Linked DNA regions of Homo sapiens: region 2 is linked to region 1. The links are chromatin loops, found by intact Hi-C in ENCODE. Cell type or tissue: natural killer cell. All regions are shown on one strand. Links, peaks and the distances in the headings refer to the core of each region. The heading gives the core; the rest is flanking DNA. Region 1 overlaps APBA2 (amyloid beta precursor protein binding family A member 2). Region 2 overlaps APBA2 (amyloid beta precursor protein binding family A member 2).

The links. A loop is a pair of places that touch in the nucleus more often than their neighbours do. Peaks named below come from ENCODE experiments on the same cell type or tissue, not always from the same donor. Only the 100,000 strongest peaks of a DNase experiment are listed, where the experiment ranks them.
Region 2: it touches region 1 in a loop (3-fold over the local background); 8 of 110 quality-filtered maps call a loop at or near these places.

What each region holds. Positions count from the first base shown.
Region 1 is chr15:28,992,825-28,995,734 of GRCh38, forward strand. All of the region lies in intron 2 of APBA2 (amyloid beta precursor protein binding family A member 2), which reads left to right. Among named protein-coding and RNA genes, the nearest start is that of APBA2, 110 kb to the left of the region's middle. In natural killer cell, for the core only: no CTCF peak of the experiment used is centred there; a DNase peak (open chromatin) is centred at 1,517; H3K27ac peaks cover 2,500 bases.
Region 2 is chr15:29,049,531-29,052,440 of GRCh38, forward strand. The region is part of intron 3 of APBA2 (amyloid beta precursor protein binding family A member 2); the gene reads left to right. Among named protein-coding and RNA genes, the nearest start is that of APBA2, 170 kb to the left of the region's middle. In natural killer cell, for the core only: no CTCF peak of the experiment used is centred there; a DNase peak (open chromatin) is centred at 1,571; H3K27ac peaks cover 1,382 bases.

The DNA of each region.
Region 1 (2,910 bases), core at 269-2,768:
AGACCTGTGAATGGCTACACTTGGAGAGCAGAGTGTTTTGATATCATGGGGAGACCTGTGTACTTAATTTACGGCCTGAAGATTGAGAAGGATTTAATTGTTCCAAAAATGGTGAGAAAAGAGCAGGTCCCAGCCTTTCTGTCTGATCACAAACAGCCGAGGGGGACTGGGGAAGTGGCCTGGTCCTCACTGCCCCTGGAGGGGCAGGAAGAGGATGGAGTGATGTGCTTGGCAGATGCAGGAATGGCCAGGCAGTGGGAAAAGCCTAGGGTTTCCAAGCCATGTCTGATCCTCTGTGTTCCTTCTGCCTGCTGGGATGGAGCCCGCCCCCCAAATATGCCTGGCTCACTTACGACTCAGAGTCAGCTGCCCCCAGGGACTTCCCGGCTCTCGTGACCTTGCTGGGCATGACTTTCAGGGGAGCCCTCTGTCCAGGAGACATAGGTCACTCGAATCACACAGCCGTGCTTTAGTGAATGCTAGCCAGGGGCCCTGGAGAGGGCAAGGACAGGACACTCCTGCATGGAAACGAAAATGAATATTTTTCTCTGCAGAAAATGAAAAGTGGTGCTGGGTCCAAGTGGTAGGTGACCTGGCTTTTGAGCGAAAATGCTGCTGGGAAATGAGAGAAAAGAAACATGAAAAGAATGCAAATGAGGGTGGTGGACAGGGGCCCAGAGGCCTGATTCCTCCACCCTCCGCAAAGGCTGGGTGTGTGATGCCTATAAATAGACACTCAAAACCCGTTCTAAATGGAGTGAAGACATGGGCCTGCTTCCTCTTATGGAAAGGCCTTACATAAGGTGCAGTGCTGCTATTGCTCCTGGGCGGTGTGATGATTCTGTGCCTTTGTCGGAAGTCAGTGTGAAGCCTGTGGGGCTTCTGGGGGATGCACATGGATGAGCTCTGGGCTTTCTGGAGACTCGCAGACTCTGGGAAGGAGGCGGTGGGCGATGGGCAGGTCTCCTAGGGCTGGGAAACAGTCCTGAGACAGGCTCCGGGTTTCCTGAGGCGCTTCTGGGCCAGGAGCAAGTGGGAAAAGCTGGACTGCAGGGCTTGGTCAAGTGACAGCTGCCCAGAGCCGGAGTTTAGGGTGCCTGGAGAGGACAGGGGCTGGCAGGCCTGACTTTCTCACTGATCCACTTGGGGTCACAGAGCCAACCTGTAACAGAGTGAGGAACTGAGGCCGCATTGCTGGACTCCCAGTGGAGGATTCTTGCTGCTGGACTAACCTTTAGTTCATGAACTCACCCAGAAATTACTTATTTTTGGAGGACCGCAGATGGCGAGCTTAGGAGTGAAGAAGGGAATACTATTTGATGCTAATGTGATTCCAGGCAACATTCTAGAGGTTCCCTTGCAATTCACCTTCCCAGCCACCTTTGAAGTAGTTATTGGCCAGTTTTATACACGATGAAACTGACAGAGATGGTGTGAAGGGATTTTCTGACGTTCACACAGGAAGCAAGCAGCCCATGCTGACTCCACTGCGGAAAGCGTGTGTGTGATTGACATGCTTTTTGTGTGGTGCTCACTTTGGGTGTGATAAAGAGGCCTCCTTGCAAAGGGCCAGGATCTGTGAAGCACCATGTTGCTTCACAGAACAGGCCGTGAAAAGCCACAGAAGCACCATAGCCTGGGAAAGAAATGGAACAACGGTGCAAACAGCCAGTTTCCCCTGAGCAGAGGCAAGCAGGTTACGGCTCTGCAGCTCCCTTAACGGGTAGCTTGTTCAACATGGAAACATCTTTAGCCTCCTCAGAGACGTTGGGTCATCTCCTTTACATGGGGACCAGAAGTATCTTCCCTGGGCCATTTTGGGTGGAGGAAATTTCGTAATTATAACCCTCTGCTAGGGGTGTCTACCTAGGAAGTGAGAGCAACTGGCCGCTTTCTTAGAGAAGTGAAGACGCTGAGTAGACTAAACCTTTGTGATGAAGTCGAAGCCACTGTGTTGCCTGTGTCCTGTTTCCTTCCCCAGTGAATGGGGCTCTTCCCTACGACTGCAGACCCCAGGACCAGATTGCAGGTGCCCTGTCCAGCAGCGCAGCCATTCGTGAAGGGCTCGCAGCCTGGCCCGGCTCAACAGCTGATGCCCCCGGGAGGAGGCTGTATTACTATCCTTTTTGAAAGGAACACAGAAAGCCCTTTGTAACTTTGTCTGTAGCCAACATGGAGGGAGAGGCAGAATTCAGATGTGATGTTGCAGACAATTGAACACCCCTCCTCCTGTTCCACCCCAGCTTCCTGCCCGTAGCCTTCTAATGCCCTTGCCCTGAATTCCTGATCCAACCCAAGGGCCTGGCCTTGAAACCCCCGAGCCTGCTGGCAGTAGCTTCCTCTTCAGCCTTCCTGTGCAGAGCTTCCTCTATTCAGGGAAGTCTGAGACCTGGTGGCCTCTTTCTCATTCTTTTCATGAAACCATCTTGCCCAGGAGAAGGTGGGCTGAGACCCTGGGCATTGGAAAGGAGAGGTGGTCCTCCTTCCTCTCTTCACTTTCATCGCAGTCCTCTCCCCGCCCACCCCCATATGCACACCCTCCGCAGTCTGAAAGTGTCGTGAAGCACCAGCTCTGCAAACCCGTGGGGTCAAGCTTTGTTGTGGGAAAATACATATTCATGAGGGCTTTGAGGAGCCTCATTAAAATGCAGAGAGTCTCTCCTTTCAGAATGGTACATAAGCCATCTCTTTATTTGCCCAACACATTGTTCTTAAGGCAATAATTATGCGATGAATGGCTAAAGAAACATTTTAATTATTTGTTTAGGGTAATTTCTGATTATCTCATTAGAATTATAATCTGTCCACTTTTACAGGTGATTCAAAGCCTCATATTTACATTTTTATACTTGAAGGAGCTCTATGTGCGCACCTGTATCATTGCTGAAGTGAAAGTAATTTTCTCTGTTT
Region 2 (2,910 bases), core at 250-2,749, 57 kb after region 1:
TTCCCTGGAAGCAAGCAGATCTGGCTGAGGACAGCCTATCTCTGTCATACCTAAAAAATACAGGCACCTCTTCACATCTCAACAGTGAAGTCCCAGATGACCACCCTGACTGCCTCCAGCTCACCATAAAATCCTCTCCCACTGTATCTTACACTGCCCAGCCATCCACCAGTCGCTGAAAGACATGCACTGGTGTCTCAGGGGCCCTTTGTTGCCAGCAAGAGCAAAGACAGGTCACATGCTATATCTTGCTGAAAAGTGAGTTAGTGTTTTGGAAGGTCAAATGGAGGAACTAATTTATACCACACAGAAAAAAATGTGAAATGGGTGCTATGAGTGTAAAGTTCAGTGATTTGGAGGGCAAATTCCAGAGATATTCCAGAAAGAGAAAAAGGCCATTAGGGAGAGAAATAAAAAAGAAATAGCAAGAATCTTCCTGTAACTAAAGTAAGATGTGGGACTTGATTCGGAAAGGGCTCACCAAATGAATCTCACATAAAATTAATGAGACCCTCATAAAATTAAAAAAGACCCTTATCTAGACATAGTTTGCTGGAATTTCTGAACTCTAAGAGTGGAGAGGAAATTGTATCAGCTTCCAGACGGAAGGAATAGATTTTTGTACCAAGGTAAAAAGAATCTGAATAGTATTAAAATGCACATCTGCGAGACTGTAAGCTAGAAGATAGTGGAACAGTGTTAGCAAATTATTGTGAAAAGGATGCAATACAATAATCTTATACCTAGCAAAGGTATCATTCTATGTGAGATCAGAGCCATTTTATAGATACAAAAGAGTTACCTCCTAAGTAAACAAAATGACTCTAACAATTATTTTTACAAAATAAAAATGAAATCCCACTAAATAGTTCAAGAGAAAGAAATGCAAAAAGTATAGGAAGCAGTGGTAAGTTATGAATTGAGTAATTATAGTCCAAATTATATTGTTGTCGTAGTGTTATACATCTGGAATAAATTTTTCTGAAATCATCTGAAGGCTTGGAGAGCTAATAGGAAACACCAGTGGAAAATAAACTCCTGGTTCTATTGTAGTTCTCCTACAATGTCCTCAGTGTTTTCATTTTTGAAAACTTGAATAACATTTTAATAGGATCTGGACTGTTCCATGTTACTGTAATGTGTATTTTAGTCCTTATGTCCTATATTGGCCTAGAGAATATTTTATTTAGTGTTGGTATACATATTTATATGTGCATATTACAGATTTTATCCCCCCGAATGACAGAGATTTTGAAGTTAAGATAGCAAGAGTACTGTGTACTTTAGTTTGTTCTCTTAACAAGGATGTGCATACCTTCAACGTGCACAGCTTGATGTCAGAGCCTGGCGAGAAACAGGGATGCTGTAGAGATGGCACCGCTATGCAAGGAATGGGAGCTGTGTGCTCATGTGCCAGTGATGTACCATCTGCCCTTTGCCGTCCTGACGTCAAGACATGGACGTCTGGTTGCATGTTAGCAGCTGCATTCAGCACATGCTTCTGAGAGACCGTTTTGAGGAATGTAGTTACTGGAGATTGTGTCTGAGAGTTGTGGTTGCTAAGTCCCTGACATCACTCCTGCAGCCTCTCTCTTGTGGCTGGCTGTCCTCTGTGAAGATAAGAAATCTGGTGACAAGTTATATGTGGTCTTTGAGGCAGCTCAGTGTTCTTGATGTGTCCTCTGACACATCTGGGTTGCAGATGTCTTAGTGAGTGCTGGCCCCTTGTTCTCTTCTAGGGAACAGCTCTTTCGAATTGTCCTGCCAGTTTCAGGGTTTGCGAATGGGGTGACGGGCCCTGCAGGGTCCATCTCAGTGACAATTTTCCTGGTGTGGGACATCTTTGCTGTCTGTGGGCCACTCTAGGGGGAGTGCTGTGAATTGCTCCGCATACCAGTGATGCTCCTGAAACACGGCCATGGACAAGCCTGTGCAGGTGGCGGAGTAAACATTGCTTCTTTAGATGTCAAGTGTCCTTGGAGTGAATTCACACGTTGGAAGCATGTGGCTCCATCAGTAATTGTGCCCACACTCTGAGTGTCTGGACTGGATGAAATAATTATCTCCTTCTTCGTTCTTTTGGGAATATTCATACTGCTGTAACCGTGACCATCTGGTACACTCAGTCTCATAACAAGATGTGTTTTGGGCACCACTACAAACAAGGTGCTGTGTTTGGAGCTCTGGGGGGATACACAATATGGAAGGCCTTGAGTTTGTGGCCTAAACTAAAGAGACAAGAGGGGAAGAGGAGGTACAGGAAGGCAAGATGAGAGCCCGGGCAGTGACTGCTGAGGGTCACTGATAGCTCCTCTTTCATCTTCACTTCCTGCTCCCATCTGAGCCCAGATCCCTTTGCTTCTGCCACCTAAGGTCCTCACTGAGCCACTTCTCCACTGTCCTCTCTACTGTTTTAGTTTAAGCTCTCCTTTTTTTTCTTTTTAAAAATTGCAGTAAAATAGACATAAAAAATTTAGCATTTTAAGCATTTTCAAGTGTGCAAGCTCTTAACTGGACTACTGGAATATGTTTTTTTAAATAATTGAACTATCATGCAAGCAAAAAGGCATGTGTAATGTAAGAGTACAGTTTAAAGAATATGACAAACATTTGGGGAAGCAATTAGCTGAAGAAGTAGAACGTTGCTGGGCGTGGCGGCTCACCCCTGTAATCCCAGCACTTTTAGAGGCCGAGGTGGGCGGATCACGAGGTCAGGAGATCGTGACCATCCTAGCTAACACGGTGAAACCCCGTCTCTACTAAAAATACGAAAAATTAGCTCGGCATGGTGGGGGACACCTGTAGTCCCAGCTACTCGGGAGGCTGAGGCAGGAGAATGGTGTGAACCCAGGAGGTGGAACTTGCAGTGAGCTGAGATGGTGCCACTGCACTCCATCCTGGGCGACAGAG